3 separate regions of the Homo sapiens genome follow, and all the other regions are linked to region 1. A link is a loop called in an ENCODE intact Hi-C map of the cell type or tissue named here. Cell type or tissue: heart left ventricle. All regions are shown on one strand.

Region 1 (8,000 bases):
CCTGGGTCAGCATCCCACAGGGTGTTAATAGGTTTGCCTCGATAAAAGTGGCTCAGGCTTAAGGGAGTTTGAAGGAACACTGGGTTAAACAAAGCTGAACAGGGTTGCTTACTGCAGGACTTCTCAGGGGCAGAATATGCCATTGTGAATTTCCAAGAAGGGGGTGTGGATTGTTTCTCAAGAGTCATCTGTTTCCAGCACTCATTCATTAACGTCTCCTGGGGCGTGTTCTTTAGAACAGTCTGGGAAATGCCTGGCTAGGTGATTCTGTTTCTCCACTGTGGCTCCCATAAACAAGTCCCTACTCCTTTCCCCCACGTGGGCTGATTTAGGGATAAAAGGAGGCCAGGGGAGGTCATTTGCCTGGATTCCTGCAGCTAGTTCATGAACCCAGGTCAGTGGACTTCCTGCCTCCTACTCTTTCTTTCCTAGAGTGTTATATACTGTTTAGCTCGGGCGTAACTGATCACCCAGGAAGAGCTGGCCGTAGGGTCCAGACAGCATTATGGGGACAGTTTGGGAGGGTGTGGACAGCCCCATACTGAGAACATGCCATGTACTTCTGCCTCTGAAGATGTCCTTGGAAACAGTTGCACATCAGTAGTGACCCCCTGGTGTAGGTTCTTGGGGAGCCATGCCATTCTGCCCTGAAGCCTCCTGTTAGGCTGTTCATTCAGAATCAGAAACTGGCAGAGTGGACTTTGATCTTTCAGTTTTTTTTTTTTTTTTTTTTTCTGTCGCCCAGGCTGGAGTGCAGTGGCATGGTCTCGGCTCACTGCAACCTACATCTCCTGGGTTCAAGTGATTCTCCTGCCTCAGCCTCCCGAGAAGCTGGGATTATAGGCATGTGCCACCATGCCCGGCTAATTTTTGTATTTTTAGTAGAGACGAGGTTTCACCATGTTGGCCAGGCTGGTCTCGAACACCTGACCTCAAGTGATCCGCCTGGCTCGGCCTCCCAAAGTGCTGGGATTACAGGCATGAGCCACCGCGCCTGGCCATTCTTTCATTTGAGGGGAATTGTCTTACTGATGTTAAAACTGGGTCTAGAGATGTGGCTCTCACAGTGGAGTGAGTCCCAAAGCCAGGACAAGAACTTCAGGTCCCCACCTCCTAGCCCAGGACCCAGGCTTCAGATCAACTTTCCGCAGGGGAAAGAAATAATGGTAGCAACAACAGCTTGCTCAGCTCCTTTCTATCTATCGTTTTGATCTTTACTGCCTTGGCCCCACCCTGGTGCTGCCTATTCACGCAGGTGCGTGCTACAGATGCCTCAGGGGCTTCTACTCCTGCCTGATATAAAAGCAAAGAGGCTGAATTTTAAATCAGGTGTGAGATCTATGCTTAAACTCATCTCTGCTGTTTGCCTGCTGTGGGACCCTAGATCTCTTTTTTTCTGAATTTCAGTTATCTCATCTATAGAGTGGGATGAGGGTAAGAATACCTCACAGCACTGTTGCAAGGATCAGATGTGCCTTAGTTACTATAGGTTGAGTGTCTCTTATCCAAAATGGGACCATTTTGACAATTTCCTTCCCTCCCTTTTCTTTTACCCACCCCAACTCCCTTCCACCCCCAAGAAAACACTTTACTCTCCTACTCGAGCATATAGTCACGATAGCCATGGGGGCAGACATCTACAGTGGCAGAAGCACATGGATTTTGGATTTTTTCGGATTTGGGGCTATGTATATTATACTTACTGGTTGAGCGTCCCTAATCTGAAAATCCGAAATCAGAAATGCTCCAGTGAGCATTCCTTTGAGTGTCATCTTGGTGCTCAAAATGTTTTAGATTGTGGAGCATTTTGGATTTTGGAAATGAGGGATATTCAACCTGTACTTCCTTAGTTATATAGTAAGTACTGGAAGTGGTTCAACTACTCTAAGTGGTTCCCTTCCTTCCCTAGTTATTTTATTTATTTATTTTTTGAGACAGAGTCTCCCTCTGTTGCCCAGGCTGGAGTGCAGTGGCGCCATTTTGACTCACTGCAAGCTCCGCCTCCCGGGTTCATGCCATTCTTCTGCCTCAGCCTCCCGAGTAGCTGGGACTACAGGCGTCCGCCACCACATCCAGCTAATTTTTTGTATTTTTTAGTAGAGATGGGGTTTCACCATGTTAGCCAGGATGGTCTCGATCTCCTGACCTCGTGATCCGCCCGCCTTGGCCTCCCAAAGTGCTGGGATTACAGGCGTGAGCCGCCATGCCTGGCCCCTTCCCTAGTTCTTTTTTGGGGTTAGTTATCAGTCTCCTTTGTCTGTCTCTTTCCCCTCCTAATCTTGAAGTTCAATGAAAAGACAGGAGATGAAACAAAGAAGGAAGTGAACAGGGACTGTGCTCAGAAGTATTATAGCATCAGCCTGCTAATGGCTTCCTCTTCCCTTATCTGTACTCCCAGGCCATCCTGACTTGGGTGGGGTAACCCGAGATTACCATTCTGATCACAGGATTCTGCTCCAGACAAGGGTGGCGGAGCTGCGGTGCCTGGGTCCTCTCGTGATCCCCAGGACAGCCTCTCCCTCCTGGGAGCTTGGAGCCACCCCTCGGTCTCCATGGGTCCAGAGAGAGGCCACCCTGGCTAGAGAGGGGGCTGGGAGGGGTGGCCTCGAGTTGGGGGCCAGAAGTCGAGGGCTGGCTGTCTTTTTTTTTGAGATGGGGTTTCACTCTTGTTGCCCAGGCTGGAGTGCAATGGCATGTTCTTGGCTCACTGCAACCTCTGCCTCTCGGGTTCGAGCGATCCCCCTGCCTCAGCCTCCCGAGTAGCTGGGACTTCAGGTGTGGGATATCACGCCCAGCTAATTTTTTGTATTTTTTAGTAGACATGGGGTTTGACCATGTTGGCCACGATGGTCTTGATCTCCTGACCTCGTGATCCACCTGCCTCGGCCTCCCAAAGTGCTGGGATTACAGGCATGAGCCACTGCACCCGGCCCGGTCTTAACTGTTTCTGAGCTGAGAGGTCACTAGAGAACTGAGAGAATGGTAGCTTGTTCTGGCCCCTCCTTGGGAGAGGGTGTGTGCTGGTGTCTATCACTCAGAGAGTGGGCGGGGCTGGGAAGGGAAGTTCCAAACCCATGACGAAGAAGAGGGCTGTTCTGGGGTGGAGCAGGAACTTTCTTGGCTCTGGGGTTTCCTTGTCTGTCAAATGACCAGGTGAGATCCAAAGTCTAAGCCAGCTCTGATATTTTAGTGTTTAGATCCCTGTGGCTTCATCCTCTTAGTCCCAAAGTCCAGGCTGATGGAAGGATATTTAGTTGATTCTGGGCCCCCTTGGTGCAGAATCAGGCCTGGTGACTTGCCCAGACACTCCTGGGTGTATCTTTTTACTCATTTGCTCTCGTGGCTATGAGGTCAGCTGTGCCCTGGGGTAGGAGGATAAAGTGTTTTCTTGTGGGGGCAGATAAAGGAAAAGGGAGGGGAACAAATCGTCAGATCTGGGCTGTGCTCCTGCGCCTGCTGGGTGGGGTTTCCTGAGATGTGCATTCTGAGCTATTTTTTTCCACTCTGGGCATCCGTCTCTGGCAGGGAGGAGGGCAGGCTGCCTGGACCAGTCAGCTGCTCCTTTCCATCCCTCCCTCCAGTACACATACTCTCCTCTTGCTGTAACCCCAGTAGCTCAGGCCTCCTCTGCAGATTCCGGAGCCTTAACCCTTCAAATACCCCCAGGAGAGCCCCAGCCGGGGCCTCAGTAGGCAGACAGCAGGATTACCACACTGAGAGGGCTCCAGGGGAGGAGGTGCTTCCGCCTCTGCATCTGAAAACCTTGACACCCAGCAAGTCCTGCTGTCTGAGCTCACCCACTTGTGCCGCTGCTGTGGTAGAAAGCAGGGGCTCTGGTTCCTTCCTAATGGGGGACTGGGGCCCTGAGAGAGGAGCAAACTTAGATCTATAATGGGCAAGGATAGGGCACAGTCTGAATGCCTTGATAACAGGCATTGTGAGGCAAGGAAGAATGTTCTAATCGAGCTGTCTGCAGACAAGGGGCTTGCTCCATGTTGCTGGAGTTCCTTCAAGCAGAAGGTGGGCCAGACACAGTGGCTCATGCCTGTAATCCCAGCACTTTGGGAGGCCTCGGTGGGTGGATCACTTGAGGCCAGGAGTTTGCCAGCCTGGCCAACATGGTGAAACCCCGTTTCTACCAAAACAAAAAGAAAAACAAAAACAAGCAGAAGGTGAATGCCTACTGTATTTTGGGAAAATTCAGGCTTCCAGTGGGGACCTTAAAGTCCCTGCAGACTGTGAGCCCCTCTAGTAGCTGCTGGCAGAACCCAGATCTGATTTCTAGTCCTCACTCTGTGTCAGTCTCGTGATCTCTCTCCCCTTCTCCCTCCTTCCCTTACCCTCCATTCTTCTCTAGCCTCCACCCTTAGACATAGCTACGAAAGTAAACACTGACCCTTTCCCCCTTTGCTGCTACCTAGGCAGATGCCAGCCCCAAACCTCATCCCTAGTGGAGGCCTTGCTGATGTGGAAGTGGCCAGGGCCCTCATGGAGGCTGGGCAGAAGCCCAAGAGCAGGCTCTAAAGCTGCCAAACCCGGCAGCCCTGGTCCCCGGAGGCTCTTGCCAGTCTGACAGTGTTCTTGGCACTGCTCAGAGGTGAGTGTGGCTGAGTTTAGCAACTCCCCTGGCTAGCGTTAATGCTGGGGTTTCCTCTCCTGTGCCCAGGTCTCTCTATGTAGACAGCTAGGATCTCGTCCTGTCCCCAGGACCAGCTCGGTAACCAAGGACAGGTTCCTGTGCTGTGGCTGTCTAGTTGGTAAAGTGAGGGGTTGGCTGTCCTTGGGTGAGTTTCTTTCCAGCTCTGACCTTTATGTATCTCCAAGCCTGGGCCACCCTCTTCTCCTGGGGCCGTTGGCCAGGCTGTGAGCCCTGTGGTGGTGTGGAGGGCCTGAGTAGTTTGGCTTCCACTTGTGTCAGCCTCCTGTTGAGGCTAAAACCCATGAGAGGGTTTTAGATGGAAGCTATGGCAGAAGTGATGAGAAGGTTGGATAGACAGGGTGTTTTCAGGTTAGGGATTAAGAGCAGGGGCTTGGGAGTCAGTCTTGGGGCTCATTTTGACTTCATCACACTCTAGCTAGGTTATCTTGGCCAAGTGATTTAATTCTTCTGTGCCTCAATCTCTTCATTTGTAAATGGGAATAATAATAACAGTATTAACTTGCTGGACTGTTGTAAGGATTTAATGAAAATAACCAACCTTTATCCCCATTGATCAGGGGTCGGGTTTCATTCTAAGCACTTTATGTGTATTTTCTTTTTTATTTTCTTCGAGACAAAGTCTCACTCTGTCACCCAGGCTGGAGTGCAGTGGCACGATTGTGGCTCACTGGAATCTCCGCCTCCCAGGTTGAATCGATTCTCCTGCCTCAGCCTCCCGAGTAACTGGGATTCTAGGCGCCTGCTGCCATGCCCAGCTAATTTTTATATTTTTAGTAGAGACGGGGTTTCACCATTTGGCCAGGCTGGTCTCGAACTCCTGATCTCAGGTGATCCACCTGCCTCGGCCTCTCAAAGTGTTGAGATTACAGGCGTGAGCCACTGTGCCCAGCCTTCTATGTGTATTTTCTCACTTAATTTTTATAGCAACCCCGTGGAGGGTACTATTACTAGTGTGAGACCCATTTTCCAGGTGAAGAAACTGAGGCATAGTGAGTTGAAATGGTCATGGTAGTTTCTGGTGTGGATGGGCTGGTGGCTGAGGTACCCGAAGGACTGGCCTGGAAACTGCTGTGTGCAGTGCAGGCAGGCCTACTAGCACATGCTTCTGAAACCAAAAGCCTGAAAGGGAGGGGCAAGAGAGGCAGGAGTGAAGCTCTGAGTCAGCACCCGCTGAGCTGCACCAGAACCTTGGAGTCCCCGTGGCCCATCCGAGGCTGACCCTTCTCTCTGAGGCACCTTTCACCCGGTGGCTGCCACAGTCCCTTGGTCTGGAAAGTTAGCTGTTTGCCCTGCTTGGCTCAGAGGAGGGAGCAGGGGCAGCTCTCTGGCCGAGCAAAGGTCAGGCCCTGCAGAGCCGAGTTCCCAGAATCATAGTCTGTTGTTAGAGGGGGCAGTGGGCTTAGAGGTCGTGTCGCCCCCACCTTATTTCACAGAGGTGCACCCTGAGGAGGTGCTGGGACACGTCATGGTGACATCACGGTTGGGGTTTCTGCCCACAGAGCCTTTCCGGCCAGTGCTTTTTTTTTTTTTTCTTTTGAGATGGAGTCTCACTCTGTTGCCCAGGCTGGAGTACGGTGGCGCGATCTCAGCTCACCACAACCTCTGCCTCCCAGGTTCAAGTGATTCTCCTGCCTCGGCCTCCTGAGTAACTGGGACTACAGGTACATGCCACCATGCCTGGCTAATTTTTGCATTTTTAGTAGAGCAGGTTTTCACTATGTTGGCCAGGCTGGTCTCGAACTCCTGACCTCATGATCTGCCCACTTCAGTCTTCTAAAGTGCTGGGATTACAGGCGTGAGTTACCGCACCCTGCCAGCTTTGTATTTCTGACCTGACATTCTTGCCCTGGTTCTATCCCAGCCCCTCTAGGGAGATGAAGAACAGCTTTCCTCAAAATAACCCACTTAGAGACCTGGACTTTTATTCAATTCCCCCTCCTCAACCCTCCCTGCCACCTTCCCCTCTCTGAATTATCCCAGTTGTCATAAAAGAGAAGAGATAAGACAGTCCTTTATTTGATCCCCGAACTATGCAATGTGCCCTAAAAAGAGACGCTGGTCTCTCTTGCTTCCAGCAGAGCCTCTGAGAGCCTCTGGTGTCTGCTGACCTGCATCTGGGGGTGTCCTCCTTGGGGATCCTAAAGCCCCCTGTAGATGCTCTAGAAGAGGTGGTGGCCCTGTCGAGCCCAGACTGCCAGGGCTTGTCCTTACTGGGGATGCAGGGGCCCTCTAGGGGCTTCCTTAGCTCCTCCTAAGCCTGCATCTCTGCTACCTCAGAGGGGACCACCAGGCCCAGAGGACAGTAACTGGCAGAGGAGGCATAAGAGCACCGCATAACATGAAGGACCTGGACCCAGGATCTGGAAGGCCTCCGTCCTGGTTATGCCACTGACCTGCGAGTTCTGGGGTTCTGGGGAATCACTTCCCTGTTCAGGGCCTGCATTCTCTCATCTGAAGTGAGCATTTGGGGCTTATGGCCCTGAGGTCCCTTCCAACTCCAGTTTGGGGTTCCCTCCCCCTGGTTTCTTGGCCCTCCCCTGGCTATGGGGCTCTTCCTGCTGCAGGGAAGGCATTCCCTTGACCTTGTGGCCTGACTCCTCAGCTCTTTGTCCTCCCTGCTAGCACTGCACCTGGAAGACAGGTAGAACTCACAGAGAGCCTGGGATTCAGAACATCTGTCTCCCCCTCCAGGGTGGGGGTAAGGGGGAGGGCGAGGGGCCGTGCACTCACTCTCTCTTCCCTAGCAAGGCCAGAGAGCAGCTGTGGTCGCAGGCTGCCGCATGCCTTTCTGACACGCCACCGCTGTTATTTGAAGGAACCAGAAAGTCCTGTCTCAAGCTGGCCCTTTGGCACAGCCTCCCTGCCCCCAGCCCCTGTACCACCCACTCCTGCTTCTCAGGCTTCCTGACTCAGCCTGCCACTGGCCCCCGGGTCCCTGGATCCCTTCCTCCTCGGGGCCTGGCAGCTCTGGCACTGGGGCTAGCTTGTTTTCCTCCACTTCTTCCCCCGGCTCTCCACTTTGAGCCTTGGCTCCAACCCAGCTCTGGCTTCCAGGCCTGGCATCCCCGTCAGCTGTGGCAGGGGCAGAGCTGACCCTTTCAGAGGGTCCCAGCTGGCCCTGTGAGTCGCCAGGAGGCTGTGCCTGGCCCATCTGGCTTCTTCGCTGGTTCTGCCATCAAGCCACCAAAACTGGAAGGTTTTCTTAAACCACAACAGGGAGTTCCCAGGCTCCCTGGTTCCCTCTCTCCTCAGCGAATCCTTCCTCCTGCTTTCCTATGGCTGGGGAGCTGCACAGTGAGAGGCCTGTGGACAAGAAGCAGGCGCAAAGGCAGGAGGGACA
Region 2 (8,000 bases), 880 kb before region 1:
TTCTGTTGGTTCGTCATTTCTCTTCCTGTCCTCCTCCTGCCTTTGTGTTAGTGTCTTCCTTTCCTATCTCTTCAGTACTAACCAGTTTTTGGAGATTCGTAGAGCAGTAAGGCCAAGAGCAGAACATTTCCTCGCCTCCTCTATTCCTCCAGGGCCCCACAGGGTACACTCTGAGTCAGAGTTTATCCTATTGGGTTCTGAATATTTGTGTCCATACTTTCTCTGCCCCTAGATGTTTAGCTCCCTGTGGACACAGACCATTCTCAGGGTCATTTTCTCCCCTCTTGCTTAGTGGAGAGTATAATGTGAAACCAGGCAGGTGGTGATTCAATGAGTTAATGTGTAAAAACTTTTGAGACAGTATCTGGCACATGGTAAGTGCCAAATATGCATTAGCCATAGGGGCGGTTGTAGTTGCTGCTATGGCTCTTATTATTAAATGACTGTGGCTCATCCAAGTCTGGTTTGATGTCCACTCTCCGTACTCACAGGATTGGCATCTCTACACTGACCCTCGGGAGATCTTTGAGGTGCTGAGCTGGTTGGAGAGCTGGTAGGTTCTAGGAGTTGGGAAGAAGGGCTCGAGGGATTTGGGGGCTGAGTCCTCAGCCATAGGAGCTAGAGATGAGAGTCTGTGTAACTGGGGGAGGGAGGAGACAAGAAAGAGAATTGCCCAGATAGTGGTTCCCAGACCCATCTGTCCTCTTCTTCATCACCTTTGGGAAGGTGAGAAGCAGCTTATTTAAAATACATGTATTGGGTGGGTATGGTAGTTATGTCTATAATCCTAGCACTCTGGGAGGGTGAGGCTGGAGGATTACTTGGGTCCAGGAGTTCGAGACCAGCCTGGGCAATATAGCAAGATGCCTGACCCTACCAGAAAAAAATACTAGCCAGATGCAGTGGTGTACACCCATAATCCCAGCTACTCAGGAGGCTGAGACAAGAGGATCATTTGAGTCCAGGATGTTGAGTCTGCAGTGAGCTATGATTGCACTACTGCACTCCAGCCTGGGAGACAGCAAGATCCTGTCTTAACAAAATAAATAAATAAAAATAAATAAAATATAGGTCTTGGTCTCACCCTTAGTTTCTAGATCAGCAGATAGCCTAGGAATCTGGGTTTAACAGGCTTCCCAGTGTTTCCTGGTGGGTCCTGAGTGGTATGAGGGTGCCACTGGGCTGGCTGCAGGACAGTTGCATACTCTTGTCATTTCTCCACTTCCCCCAGTGTGGCTGAGCAGCAGGGACGGTGGCGAGGCTGGTACACCTACACAGACCTGTGTGTGCTGCTGGAGCAGCCGACCTGGCAGTTGGCCCTGGGCTCCCTCTGCCAGCGGCTGGTAAAGGTGAGGAGGGGCTCGGAAGGATAGGGAGCTTGAGCAGGCCGGTGTGTAGGGTGGGATGGTGTGAAGTGATTGCTGAAAAGCCCAGGAGATGGGGTTGGGAATAGATGGGCAGAGTGGGGTGTAAATGGCTATAGAGACCTCCAACTGGAACACAGATTTCTAGAGACAAGGGGTGAATGTGTTAAAGACAGATTCCTTCTTTCTTATCTCCTCTCCTGCAGCTGTCTTGCCTGTTAGCTGTGGCATATGTGAGCAGTGTGGCCCTGGCTGTGGCATCGGTGGCCGTAATACATCAGTCTTTGGGGCTGTCCTGCATCCCTACACCTGGGCCGCCTGACCTTGGACTGACCTCCCGTTGCCTCCTGGAGCCCTGCATACCTTCTGTGCCACAATGCCTGCCGTCTCTCGCTAATGTCTCCAGCTGCCTGGAAGGCAGCATGGGGCTGCGGTCACTCTGGGGCAGTCTTCTGGCCTCACTGACTCCTCCACCATTGCCTCCCCCAGACCCCCCTGCCCCTCCCACTCTTCTTCATAACTGCCACCTTTGCCAGAAGCTCCAGAGAGACTCCCCAACCTGCCATGCCTGCCTCCACCCCAACCGTACAGTCCCCACTGCGCTGTCCAGCCCCTGGTACCATACCTATGGCCTGGCTCCCCCCTGGCCTTGGAGCCCGGTGCTCCTTTCACTTCCTCAGCCTCAGCAATGTTCCCTTTTCAGTGTCATGGAGCTGGCTCGCCTCAAGTCTTTCGTTTTCCCAGGCTAGGTAGGGCTGTGAGGAATGCATTAAGAGGGTTTGGGAGTTTCTGAGAACCTGGAGGAGCAAAGCTTGATTCAGATCCTGTCTGCCTCGCTGGGTCCTTGGCAGGTCCCCTGTCCTCCTGGGTGGGAGCTTATGGGGTGGTGGGGCAGAAGGACTGAAGGTAATTCACTCCTAGATCGCAGTGGCTGGCTGCTTGGCCAGGACAGTGATGCCGCCAGGGAGAGCTTCCGCTTGGTGACCAGGGACATGTCCCAGATGGACATAGAAGCCCCTCTCTGCCTCCCTGGGATTTTTTAGACTTTTACTTTTGATTTCCCTAGGATGGAAGAGTATAGGTGGGAGATAAGGGAAGTGGGGTGAGAGGAGAAAGGAAATGTTGGCATGGGCCTGTGTGATGTCCCTGAGGCAGAAGAGCCGGGGACTGATGGGTTCAGGTGGGAGCTGCTGGGTGAGGCAGGGAACCCTTTTCACTCCCATTCCTTAGCTTTAGTCTAATGGAGCCAAGGACTGCTGGGACCTTCAACCCTGATCTTTTGTCTTCCAGTCTTCTCTTAGTGTCCTGCTCCTAGGTTTCCCTCTCTTCTGGTTCTTCTCCCAGGTATTCTCTTCCCAGGCCTCTCTGGCCACTGCTTTGTATCAGGGTTTTTCACGCTTTTGTAGAACTGAGGTTTCAATAAACAGTTTCAGTTGCATGGCCTGGACTTTTCCTTCTGCGGCAGCCCTTGAAGATTTTTCCTCCCTGTATCTGCCTTCCAAGCCTCCCTGCTTCCTGATCCTGTCATCTCACAAACTGTTTTCTCAGCCTCATCTCAGGACTTTCCTATCGTTTGATAGGCATAGGCTTCCATTTCCAACTTTGTTCCTGCTCCCAGGACCCTGGGCCCTAGCACTGCTCAACTTGGGATGCCATGGGACACACATGGTGACTGTCCTGTCCCTGAGTTGGCCTTGTCTGTCACTTGTTCTGGGTAAGCACTCTCCTTGTGGATCCCAAAGCACATCTCGTGGAGAGGGGCCAGGCCTTGTAACCAGCAGAGCCTTGTGAGCTCCTGAGGGCAAGCCACGAGGACGCTTCTCTCTCCTGACCTCCTCACTGGTCTGACACATGGTGATGGTCACATGGTGCTTAACAATTCCAAGAACTTGAAGAACTCCAAGGCTGGGTCATCACTGGAGGAAGGAAAACAGTCTGGGCAGCTTGGCTGAGGGTATTTGGGACTGCTGAGGATACTTCACGGAAGAAGTGGTTCTGCCCCCTAGGGGGCATTTTGGAAATTTATGGGCTATTTTTTCATTGTCAAAAGGATTCAAGGGGATGGGGTGCTACTGGCATTTCGTCAACCTGGGCGGGATGCTAGACATCATGAAATGCTCAGACCTCCCGTACTGTGAAGAATTCCCAAGACAACTTTTGAATGACCAGCTTTATGTATATGAAAACCCTGTTTATCTGAGCCTAGAACTGTCTTTGCACATGTAAACGTGAAATAGCGTTTGTGCGTTTTGAAAAGACTCAGTTTGCTAGGAATTCATTCCCATGTAAATTAAGACGACTTTATTTTGCTTGGCACCTTAACCAAGAGTTTGTTTGCCATTTTGAAAATCGGGTTACCAACATCAGAGTCACCGATAAAGCACCAATATCAGCTGGCATTGCAGCTATTGCAACCACAGCAATTCTCATAGGGTGTGGGATTGGACTACTTCATTGTACTTTATTGTCTTCTGGTTTAGTTGTGCTTAAGCCTTCACGTAATGAAATACATGTTATTATAAATTTTATTCTTTACAGTGAGCATGTTTCAGGTAGTTGTGGTTGTCACATGTGATGTAGGATATATTGTCCACAAGTTTCTTTTTTTCTTTTTTCTTTTTTTTTTTGACACAGTCTCACTCTGTCACCCAGGCTGGAGTGCAGTGGCACGGTCTCAGCTCACTACAACCTCCGCCTTCTGGGTTCGAGCAATTCTTGTGCCTCAGCCTCCCGAGTAGGTGGGATTACAGGGATGTGCCACCACATCCAGCTAAGTTTTGTATTTTTAGTAGAGATGGTTTCACCATGTTGCCAGGCTGGTCTTGAACTCCTCACCTCAAGTGATACACCCAGTTCGGCCTCCCAAAGTGGTGTGATTACAGGCATGAGCCACCATACTGAGCCCACAAGTTTCATTTTGAAGTAGTCCAGGGGCCTTGGTTCTGAAAGGGGTGAGGACTGTGGATCAAATAGTGATAGTTTTAAATGGGAGGGAATAAAGTCTGCAAAATTTCCCCATATTATTTTGAAGAGCTCCTCTCCTCCCCACCCCTCCTATCCTACTTTCTACAGCCTGGTCTAGGGGCAGGAAATCTGGAAGAAGATTCTCGGGGGAGGGCCCCAGAACTCAGCTCCCCAGTTAATGGCTGATGGAATTTGCACAACAGCTGGGCAAAGGTGAAAGGGTGGTGCCCTGCCCCAAATTCCTTATACCTTTGCTCCGCTTCATTGACACCCCCACCCTCTCCCCACCTTCTCCCCACCCCAGGCTTCACCCAAACTCTGACCTCTTACTCTCTCTACTTAACTCTGGTCCCGGGCAGCCAAGACAAAGCGAAAGGCAAGGCAGCATGAGCCGATCACCCCTCAATCCCAGCCAACTCCGATCAGTGGGCTCCCAGGATGCCCTGGCCCCCTTGCCTCCACCTGCTCCCCAGAATCCCTCCACCCACTCTTGGGACCCTTTGTGTGGATCTCTGCCTTGGGGCCTCAGCTGTCTTCTGGCTCTGCAGGTAGGAGGCAGAGGTGCAGGAGTTGGTGCTGCCTGATGGTGTGTGTGGGGAAGTAGGTGTAGATGTGGCATGTGAAAGCCTCTGGAAGTATTGTAGGTATTTCCACTTCTCTGAAGACTGCCCTCCCCATTCCTCCACCTGCAGCATGTCTTGGTCATGGCTTCTCTGCTCTGTGTCTCCCACCTGCTCCTGCTTTGCAGTCTCTCCCCAGGAGGACTCTCTTACTCCCCTTCTCAGCTCCTGGCCTCCAGCTTCTTTTCATGTGGTATGTCTACCATCCTGCAAACTTGGATGGGCAGCAGGTGAGAGGAACCTCCCTGGAGAGAGGGGCAGAGTCCTGGAGGGTAGGAGAGGTTTGGGGGAGCCTTGCTGGCTGCCACATAGTCCCAGACCTGCTGGGGCTGCTGTTCCTACAGGCTGCCTCTTGTCCAGGCTCCATCCTTAGAGTTCCTTATCCCTGCTCTGGTGCTGACCAGCCAGAAGCTACCCCGGGCCATCCAGACACCTGGAAACTGTGAGCACAGAGCAAGGGCAAGGGGTAAGGGTGGGGCTGGGTTCTCATCTGAGCATGCAGGTGTAGGTGGGTGCAGAATTGAGATTGGGCAGTGGTGAGACTGTGACACTATAGGGGGCTTGGACCTGTGCCAGGAGTGGGACTGTAGAGCAATGGGTCTCCATTCCATTCACCCTTCTCTTCTCCATGCCCCAAACTTTTCCTAGCCTCCCTCATGCTGCACCTTTGTAGGGGACCTAGCTGCCATGGCCTGGGGCACTGGAACACTTCTCTCCAGGAGGTGGGTATCTGGAGGTGAGAAGGGATAAGGGTGGTGCCAGGCTTGGGGGGGGCTCTTGTTTCCATTATGCACAGACTGAGATGCTCCTGGAAAGGAGTTTTGGGAGGAACCCATACTTAGAATTAGGAAGACCAGGCTGAGGCCAGTTTGATTGAGCAGAATGTTTTCTCTCCATCCTCTCCTCTCTTCTACCAGGTGTCCGGGGCAGTGGTAGTATCTGGGCTGCTGCAGGGCATGATGGGGCTGCTGGGGAGTCCCGGCCACGTGTTCCCCCACTGTGGGCCCCTGGTGCTGGCTCCCAGCCTGGTTGTGGCAGGGCTCTCTGCCCACAGGGAGGTAGCCCAGTTCTGCTTCACACACTGGGGGTTGGCCTTGCTGTACGTGAGTCCTGAGAGGCGTGGGATGGTGCCCAGTGGGGGTGTATGGGGGGACTAGGGGAGGGCAGAACTGCTGGTCCTATCAGATTCAGCAGCGACTGGAATAGGGACATATTTTATATTTGGAATCCAAGACTTTTCCTTGATTCATCTGGTCTCCTTGAATTTCACACTGTTTTCTGCTGTCCCCCAAGGTCACTTCCTATTCCTTCCATGGGAGTTTCCTTCTCTGGTATCACCCCCCGCTCTTATGATATTCTGCCCACTCCCACCTCCTTTCCCATCCCTCAGGATACCCACTGCCTCTTGCTCCTAAAGCCTTCTGTCTCCTAGGGTTATCCTGCTCATGGTGGTCTGTTCTCAGCACCTGGGCTCCTGCCAGTTTCATGTGTGCCCCTGGAGGCGAGCTTCAACGTCATCAACTCACACTCCTCTCCCTGTCTTCCGGCTCCTTTCGGTATGTGTGGGTCTGGGCAGGGCAGTAGAGGTCAGAAGGGCTGGCCTGGAGTGCTCACTCCATCCCCTACCTTTTGGCTTCTGTCTACCCCTGCAAGGCTGGCTCAGAAGGTTCTGGGGGAGGAGTTCTTTTCTCAGTCTCGCCCCTCAGGTGCTGATCCCAGTGGCCTGTGTGTGGATTGTTTCTGCCTTTGTGGGATTCAGTGTTATCCCCCAGGAACTGTCTGCCCCCACCAAGGCACCATGGATTTGGCTGCCTCACCCAGGTAGGTTTTCTCCTAGTCCTCCATTCTCTTGTTCAAATAAAGGTATCTATTTGAACTCAAAGAACTTAATGGATTTTATTTCTGAGTTAAATCCTGTGTTTTTTGAAAACATATAGGAGAGAGAAATTATCAGTCTGAGAGACAGACAATGCTAGCCCCTCACTGTAGGTGTTTTTTTGTTTGTTTGTTTGAGACAGGGTCTCACTCTGTCATACAGGGTGGAGTGCATGGCGTGATCATGGCTCACGCAACCTCAACCTCCCAGGCCCAGGTGATCCTCCCACCTAAGCCTCCGGAGTAGCTGGGACTACAGGTGTGCTTTTTTTTTTTTTTTTTTTTTTGTAGAGACAGGGTTTCACCATGTTGCCCAGGCTGGTCTCAAACTCCTGGGCTCAAGTGATCTGCTTGATTAAATGCTGGGATTACAGGCATGAGCCACTGTGCCCCATCCCACTGCAGGTGTTTTATTTGGGTCAGTGTTAGGAGACAGACATCTGTTGTTTCTGTAACCCCCGATACTCACTACCAATACTCCTTACCCAATGAACACATTTATGTTACCAGCCCCTATGGGCATTTGACTTGGCAACCTATGTATAAAGATTGCTTTTGAGGCATTGTATGTGAAATTTGCTCATTCTTCAATTTATTTATTTATTTAATTTACTTTTTGGGACAGGGTCTTGCTGTGTTACCCAGGCTGAGAGCATTGATGCAAACATGGCTCACTGCAGCCTCAACCTCCTTGGCTCAAGCTATCCTTGTGCCTCAGCCCCACAAGTAGCTGGGATTACAAGCGTGCACCACCATGCCTGGCTAATTTTTGTGTTGTTTTGTAGAGACGGGATTTCGCCATGTTGTCCAGGCTGGTTGTTCATTAATTTAATAAGGATCTGTTGACTGCTGATTATGTGCTAGGCACATGGTAGAGGACATAGTGATGAACATGACAGAAACAGTACTTGCCTTCAGGGAGCTTACAGTCTATTGGGGAATACAGATACTAATTAAAGAGTCACCCGAGGAAATATAAAATTGCCATTGTGGGAAGTGTAACCAAAGGGAGATACATTGTGTCCTAAGAGCTTATAATGGAGGCCAGGCACAGTGGCTCACACCTATAATCCCAGCACTTTGGGAGGCAGAAGCAGGAAGACTGCTTGAGGCAAGGATTTCGAGAGCAGCCTGGGTAATAAAGCAAGACTCCACTCTACAAAACATAAAAAAATTA
Region 3 (8,000 bases), 290 kb before region 1:
AAAGCCAGGTGTGGTGGTGCATGCCTGTAGTCCCAGCTACTCAGGAGGCTGAGGCACTAGAATCGCTTGAGCATGGGAGGTGGAAGTTATAGTGAGCTGAGATTGCACCATTGCACTCCAGCTTGGGCGACAGAGTGAGACTCTGTCTCAATAAACAAACAAACAAATAAATAAATAAATAAATAAATGCAGAAAACTGGGCCAGGCGTGGTGGCTCATGCCTGTAATCCCAGCACTTTGGGAGGCCAAGGCAGGTGGATCATGAAGTCAGGAGATTGAGACCATCCTGGCTAACACGGTGAAACTGGTGTCTCTACTAAAAATACAAAAAATTAGCTGGGCGTGGTGGCAGGCGCCTGTAGTCCCAGCTACTCTGGAGGCTGAGGCAGGAGAATGGTGTGAACCCAGGAGGCGGAGGTTGCAGTGAGCCGAGATCGCGCCACTGCACTCCAGCCTGGGTGACAGTGTGAGACTCCGTCTCAAAAACAAAAATGCAGAAAACAAACAAGTATCTCTCACTAAGAGACTGGTTAAATATTGGTGCAGCTTTATAATGTGATACTATGTAGTCCTTTAAAAAAAGAAGCAGCTCTCTATATACTGTATATTGATACTAAGTAAAAACAATAAAAGGGTTACAGAAGAGCATATAAAATGTTTCCATTAATATACACACATATAAAAATAAAAAATACATATACATTCTTACACATTTACATATAACATTTCTAGAAGGACACATAAAGAACTGTTAACTGTAGTTACCTCTAAGGTTGGGGATTTACAGGGAGACTTACTTTTCATTGTTTACACTAAAACCTTTTGCATAAACTTTTTTTAAAAAACCATATGCATATAATAGTTTTTGAGAGGAAAAAAAATTATGCCTTCCCAATACTGGTCCCTCCCCAGTGATTCTGACATCCCCCCTCAACTGAGCAGAAAACCTGTAATTTGGAAAAGCTCTCCCTCTTAATGATTCTTCAGTATATTCTCTAACTACATCCCTTTGAGAACCATTCATTACTTACTCATGTAGGAAATACATACTTAATAGGGCATGCTTTCATTATTATGCTAAAGAATCACAATATTCCCCCCAAATTTGAATATTTTATAATTCTCTATAGTCATCAAATATGTTTGTGACCTTGGTTAAGTTCCTTAATTATTCTTATCTGGAAAACAAGATGGGAGACTAGAAAAATGATAATTGCTACCCCTAAGCTCTAAACTGCTAACAAATTCCTGGTGATTTCCATCTCTATGCCCAATATGTTCTCAGGTAATTGCCCCCAACCATGAGAAATAAAAGAAGGAGCGGGAGGCGGGGGGGAAGGCTATCTACACTTGCAGATGAGATCACTAATGTTCAGAGGAATTAACTCACTCAATTTAACCAGGTATGAAGGTATGAAGTTGCATATTCCCGTACTTTTTTGAACTATATTACAGTTTCTCACAGTACTTATAAGTTCCCAAAAGATCTTAGCTTGACAGAATGATGACCTACCCATTGTACAGATGTAAAGACAAAGAACACAAAGAACTGCCTTTGTTGAAGATCAGAAGCATAAAATAGACTTTGAAGTGGATTCAAATTTACTCTACCCAATCTGAATAATGGCCTTTTAAAAATGGAAGCTTCATTGTAAGTTTTTAGCTTTATTTTTACTATTTCACTAGCCTGACAGAAAGAACCACAAGTTGTTCTGCTAAATAGACTGAAATACAATGCAGCTTAAGCTTTAAGTGCCTTACAGTAATCTGCTAAAAGCTGTTTTGTAACTCCCTTCAGGGATGGTCCTCAAGGAATCAATCATAGGCTCTTAAAGCAACAATATGATAGAAGGAATATGGTAGCTTTTTTCCTCCTTTCCCAACAGCAAAAGCAGTGTTGTTCAGGCACTTGCCCTTTCTAGGCAGCCACAAACAGGCCCTCAACTTAAAAACTATTTTTGGAAATGTAATTCCTACCTGAAGATAGGGTATGTGTTTATTTAGAATATTACATCACCTTAGACGCTCAGCAGAAACACAGGATAAAATTTTAGTGTTAGGTTTCCTGCCCAGTCTCTTGGATGACCCCACAATCCAGTAACCAAAGGGGGCCTCACAGATACTGGTCTGGCAATATAGTACCTTTCCTGATTAATCAGTACCCATTCCAGCTGACCTTCCCCAAAGTCTTGTCATACAGATACCACCATCAGTAAACTCCATCATCCCTACTGGAGCCAGTGTGTGACTTGCAGTTGGCACCTTGTACCCCATCTTGCCCTGGTAACCACTGGTTTGCATACCATGCCTCCTGAACACCAGGCCCCATCCCTACATATTCTCTTTCTGGAGCTGGCCTGATGCCCACAGAGAAGATGGCCCTGCTGGCAGTGGTGTAGGCACTCTGAAAGGCCAATGCCTGGTGCGTACACGGGTTCCTAAAGCCATGGACACCTGCTGCTAGCAATACTCCAATTTGTGAGATTATTTGTGGGGGCTGCAGCCTCCATGTGATTTTGATTCTAAGAGAGCTAGAACCATGTCAGGTGGGTGGTAATGTGGCCCCCATGGGCACTAGCTTGGTGTTATGGGTTCTGCTGTCATTCTAGCCAAAAGGAGGGCAGTTTGGTGCCAGGAAATATCTAGGGTGGGGATCCTCCTTTTCATCATCCCTGTTGCATTTCACCCCCAATTTAATAACAGCAGTAAGTTACACCAACTGAATACCCACCTGTCATGGGATGAATACAATTTTTTAAAAATAAAAATGAGAGCTTAAAACATACAGTGCTTACTCTGCCAGGCACTGTCCTAAATACTTATATTTACCAGCACTCTCATTTTATAGATAAGGAAAATCTGAGGCACAGAGAAGTTATGTAAAATTTAAATGGCAAGCTAGGATTTGTACCCAGGTGTTCTAGCAACAGAGCCCACACTTTTAACCGCTTTGCTAATGCTGCTTCTCATCTGCCTGAAAGACAAAATCTGATCTAAAGATGACTTTTTTTTTTTTTTTGAGATGGAGCCTCACTCTGTCTCCCAGGCTGGAGTGCAGTGGTGTGATCTCAGCTTACTGCAACCTCCGCCTCCCAGGTTCAAGCGGTTCTTCTGCCTCAGCCTCCCCGGTAGCTGGGACTACAGGCATATGCCACATGCCCAGCTAATTTTTGTATTTTTAGCAGAGATGGGACCTTCCCACGTTGGCCAGGCTGATCTCAAACTCCTGACCTGAAGTGATCTGCCTGCCTTAGCTTCCCAAAGTGCTGGAATTGCAGGTATAAGCGACTGTGCTCAGCCTAAAAATGACTTCCTAATAAATTATATTCTTTGACCTAGACAATATAGTTAATACATAAAAATCTCAGACAAAAAGTAAAATGTTATTGGTGGTAGTTCAACAAAATCTGAAAGAACACTCAGTACTATGAACAGTAGCATTGATGTTAGGAGAAATTCTCTACTTATTGAGATTACAAAGCACTTAATAGGTATTGTTTTCAGAGAGAAGTCAGTACAATAGTTTCACATAGTTCCCTGTGTCACATTATGGATCAGATGGGGCATAATTTACTTAGTGAGAACCACCAACACACACATGGACATATAACAAGCAATTTTGTAACACACATATAGGAATTTCATTGTTTTGGAGAATAAAAAGGAAATATTCTTATATTTTGAGTTATATATTAATTTATATAACCAGATGATTGATAAAATATTTTGGACATTCCTAAATAAAACACCAAAACTCAAAATGTATCTTACTCTCCTTCCATATCCCAAGAGTTATTTAGGCCCATCTTTCACAAAAAGAATCTGTAATTGACATCTTTTTAAAAGGAGGCGGGCAGTAGAAGAAGGGGTACGGCAGGTGAGGGAAGAGTTAGTTCTGTTGTACCACCTTTTTTTAAAAACATGGTTTCATTTAATGATCACAACATGGTGGTTATTAACCTCATTTAACAATCGATGAAACCATGGGCAGACAACAGGCAGATTTACTCCTCATGCCACTCTGTAACGATCACCTCTAATGATTCCTAGTTCAGATGCTACAACTCTTTGAATTTTTAATTTACTAATACATTTCTAAGGCTGTGGCTGATATGGAACTCAATCTAGTAGCACACATTGCTCACTGACAGGCAAGCAAATTAATCTATGACTTCTCTACTGGAAATTACCTTATTTGAAGCATTAATAATAATTGCAGGATACCAACCAAGAGAGCAGAGGTTGACATTTTTTGAGGCCCAGACCCTTTAAGAATCAAATGAAGTCCGGCACGGTGGCTCACGCCTGTAATCCCAGCACTTTGGGAGGCCGAGGTGGGAGGATCACAAGGTCAGGAGTGTGAGACCATCCTGGCTAACATGGTGAAATCCCATCTCTACTAAAACTACAAAAAAATTAGCCAGGTGTGGTGGCAGGCACCTGTAGTCCCAGCTACTTGGGAGGCTGAGGCAGAATGGCGTGAACCCGGGAAGCGGAGCTTGCAGTGAGCGGAGATTGCACCACTGTACTCCAGCCTGAGCCACTGTACTCCAGCCTGAGCTACAGAGCAAGACTCATCTCAAAAAAAAAAAAAAAAAGAAAAAAGAAAAGAAAAAAGAAAATTGTGGATCTTTTACTCAGAAAAATACACAACTGCAAAAACACGAAAACCTACACATAATTTTAAGGAGTTCACAGAGTTCCTGCAATGTATCCATGTACCCAGGATTAAGAATCTGTTTATCAAATTGAAGAACAGGAAAGACCTCAATTTGCAAGGAACTACATGTGTATATAATTGGAACACACACTGGCGTGGGAGCCTGAAGTGACTTCAAAATCCAGTTTTGCTCTTTCTAGAATTGTGTGACCTAGGATAAGTCATTTAACTTTCCAAACCTCAATTTTCTCATTGTTAAAGTGAAGGAACTATATTAAATAATTGTCAGTCTCAGGCAACTCTAAAATCTTAGAAATTATTTAGTTCTTAGTTGTGAGAGTCTAATCTAAGAGGCTCTTTTTTTAAAAAAAAAACTTTGACGTATAATTTGCATACAATAAAAGTGAACTCATTTTAAGTGTACGCTTCAATAGATTTTTGAGAAATTTATACACCTAAGTAACTGCTACCATAATGAAGATATAGATCCATTCACCCCAAAAAGTTCTTTAATGCCCTTTTCAGTAAACCCCATACTCAGCCTGAGGCAATCATGGGTGTTTTCTGCTACTATAGATTAGGTCTGCCTTTTCCAGAAATTATTAATATGCAGTAATATTTATTGAGCATACCATGTTTCAGGCACTGTGGATTACATCATTTTATTCTCAAAATTCTAAGAGGAAACAGGTTAATAGAGGTTTAATGTGCTCAAGGTCACACAGCCAGTGTACAGCAGAATGAGACTGAAACTCTACTTCTCTCTAGAATCGATGAGTTCTATCTGGTCTCAAGGATAGAAAGCACAAATACTCCTCCAAGTTGAAGAAATTACTCTTAAGAACCCAAAAAAACTTTCTTAAATTTAATATTCCCTTAGCACAGAACTCATTAACAGCTGGATTTGGATACACAGTGAGCTCAATTACATACCTGGACACATAGAATCATCATGAGAAATCTGATTTAGATTATGAGTTATCCTTAACACTTCCAAGAATAGAAAAAAGCTCTATAGTACATTACCGTAGATTATTAATTGTAACCTGCTAAAGTCAACAGTCCTGGCCAGGCACAGAGACAGGTTCACACCTGTAATCCCAGCACTTTGGGAGGCTGAGGCTGGTGGATCACTTGAGGTCAGGAGTTTCAACACAGTGAAACCCTGCCCCTACTAAAAATACAAAAATTAGCCTGGTGTGGTGTCGTTTGCCTGTAATCCCAGCTACTCAAGAGGCTGAGGTGGGAGAATCGACTGAACCCAGAAGGTCGAGGTTGCGGTGAGCCAAGATCACACCACTGCACTCCAGCCTGGGTAACAAAGCGAGATCCTGTCTCAAAAACATAAAATAAAATAAAAAAATAAAGTCAACAGTCCTGTTCTTTTAATAAGTGTGTTAAAAAACTTTCATATTATCAAAATTTAGGTGGTAACTCTCCCTCCTTTTCTGTTTAATGATTTGTATATGGAAAATGTATTTCAAATGACACCTTTTTTCCCCAAGAAAGCTTAACATACAGATAAGGTATTTACCAAAGTAAGTTACCAATGGTTAACTCCAAGTGTCACACAGGGTACTGACAGTTTAAGTTGGTCTTCTATTTCTGAAAGATTTTAACACATAATGTGAAAAGTATAAAGATGTTTATAAATTATTTTAAATAAAACATGACATTTATCTATAAATGGTAAAGAAAATGATTTCCTTCTCTGAGTAAACTAAAAAATTGATGCTGATGGTTTCTTAAACAGAAAATAGCCAAATTATCAATGTAACTTTATGTTTAAGGGCCAAAATAGCTGTTTATTTTCCTGCCAATACATAAAGAATGGAATCAGACTGAAATAGAGATTATTTTCCCAAGTCTGGAGATCAACACGTGGATTTGGGTGTCAGCATGGTATTCCAAGAAAATGAACTTTCTAATAGTGCTGGAAGTACTAAATTAGCTTACCTTCATAATTTTATAAGAGCCAGAATGTATCTTTTTTTTTTTTTTTTTTTTAAGATGGAGTTTCGCTCTTGTTGCCCAGGCTCGAGTGCAATGGCACAATCTCAGCTCACTATAACCTGCGCCTCCCAGGTTCAAGCGATTGTCCTGCCTCAGCCTCCCAAGTAGCTGGGATTACAAGCGCATGCCATGACGCCAGGCTAATTTTTCTATTTTTAGCAAAGACGGGGTTTCACTACGTTGGCCAGGCTGGTCTCGAACTCCTGACCTTATGATCCACCTGCCTCAGCCTCCCAAAGTGCTGGGATTACAGGCATGAGCCACCATGCCCGGCCCAGAATGTATTTTTTCAAAATAACTTTTAAAAAATGAAAGTGAATAAGGAAAGATAAGTTAGGCAATTTGCCTAAAGCTTCATCAGGAGACTCGGGAGGAGAAAGTGAATTAAATCCTTTAGAGTGCAGTGTTCTTTCTACTTGCCAAAAAGGAAGGCATCTGGCAGTCCATGACAGCTTCAATAAAAAGATGTAAAATAACTAATGATGCTGCTGGTTAGGCGGAAAGTGAGAGAAAGACAAGTGTTTAGGGATGCTAGAATTGTCAGTGGAAATCAGTGGGAAATTAAAAACAAAACAAAACAAAAACACATCCCCTAAAGGCTTACCTCCGGTTGTTTCACAAGCATAACATCCATTACAGAATACCTATGGCATGCAAAGATTTGTAGTTTTCTTTTTCCTTTGAGACAGGGTCTCACTATGTCGCCTAAGCTGAAGTGCGGTAGCATGATCATGGCTCACTGCAGCCTGGAAAATTTTTAAACATTTTTTGTAGAGATAGGTTCCTACTGTGTTGCCAAGGCTGGTCTTGAACTCCCGGCCTCAAGTGATCCTCCTGCCTTGGCCTCCCAAAGTGCTGGGATTATAGGTGTGTGAGCCTTTAATTTGGGAATTAAATTCCCAAAGCTGAAGTCTGGGAACAAGTCACATATCAGTGAGTGAATCTAGCCAACCACTGAGCATTTTGTTATTCTTTCTTTCATTTTTTTTTAAAGATGGAGTCTTGCTCTTGTCTCCCAGGCTGAAGTGCAATGGCACGATTTTGGCTCACTGCAACCTCCACATCCTGGGTTCAAGTGATTCTCCCGCCTCAGCCTCCTGAGTAGCTGGGATTACAGGCGCCTGCCACCATGCCCAGCTAATTTTTGTATTTTTAGTAGAGATGAGGTTTCACCACGTTGGCCAGGCTGGTCTGGAACTCTTGACCTCAGGTGATCTATCCGCCTTGGCCTCCCAAAGTGCTGGGATTACAGGCATGAGCCACAGTACCCGGCCGCATTTTGTTATTCTTACTTAATCTTTAGAATAATCCTGTGTGGTACTTCTGT

Evidence for each region. A loop is a pair of places that touch in the nucleus more often than their neighbours do. Peaks named below come from ENCODE experiments on the same cell type or tissue, not always from the same donor. Only the 100,000 strongest peaks of a DNase experiment are listed, where the experiment ranks them.
Region 2: it touches region 1 in a loop (5-fold over the local background); 3 of 110 quality-filtered maps call a loop at or near these places.
Region 3: it touches region 1 in a loop (2.9-fold over the local background); 35 of 110 quality-filtered maps call a loop at or near these places.

What each region holds. Positions count from the first base shown.
Region 1 is chr2:218,282,360-218,290,359 of GRCh38, reverse strand. All of the region lies in intron 2 of PNKD (PNKD metallo-beta-lactamase domain containing), which reads right to left. The region is part of intron 1 of TMBIM1 (transmembrane BAX inhibitor motif containing 1); the gene reads left to right. Among named protein-coding and RNA genes, the nearest start is that of TMBIM1, 6.1 kb to the left of the region's middle. RefSeq lists enhancers at 209-708, 3,041-3,420, 3,682-4,490. In heart left ventricle, no CTCF peak of the experiment used is centred here; DNase peaks (open chromatin) are centred at 3,039, 3,459, 4,549, 5,844 and 2 weaker places; H3K4me3 peaks cover 3,658 bases; H3K27ac peaks cover 8,000 bases.
Region 2 is chr2:219,166,699-219,174,698 of GRCh38, reverse strand. SLC23A3 (solute carrier family 23 member 3) reads left to right here and starts at 4,670. Exons shown (of 12, transcript NM_001144889.2): 1 at 4,670-4,876; 2 at 5,021-5,178; 3 at 5,293-5,390; 4 at 5,597-5,670; 5 at 5,866-6,047; 6 at 6,381-6,504; 7 at 6,655-6,769. The coding sequence starts at 4,715. It overlaps CNPPD1 (cyclin Pas1/PHO80 domain containing 1), which reads left to right. Exons shown (of 8, transcript NM_015680.6): 6 at 492-553; 7 at 1,232-1,349; 8 at 1,571-2,802. The coding sequence ends at 2,113. RefSeq lists enhancers at 3,124-3,173, 3,224-3,383. In heart left ventricle, a CTCF peak has its summit at 3,369 (motif pointing left); a DNase peak (open chromatin) is centred at 5,988; H3K27ac peaks cover 584 bases.
Region 3 is chr2:218,571,986-218,579,985 of GRCh38, reverse strand. The region is part of intron 1 of CNOT9 (CCR4-NOT transcription complex subunit 9); the gene reads right to left. Among named protein-coding and RNA genes, the nearest start is that of CNOT9, 7.1 kb to the right of the region's middle. RefSeq lists an enhancer at 1,874-2,374. In heart left ventricle, no CTCF peak of the experiment used is centred here; no DNase peak of the experiment used is centred here; H3K27ac peaks cover 1,470 bases.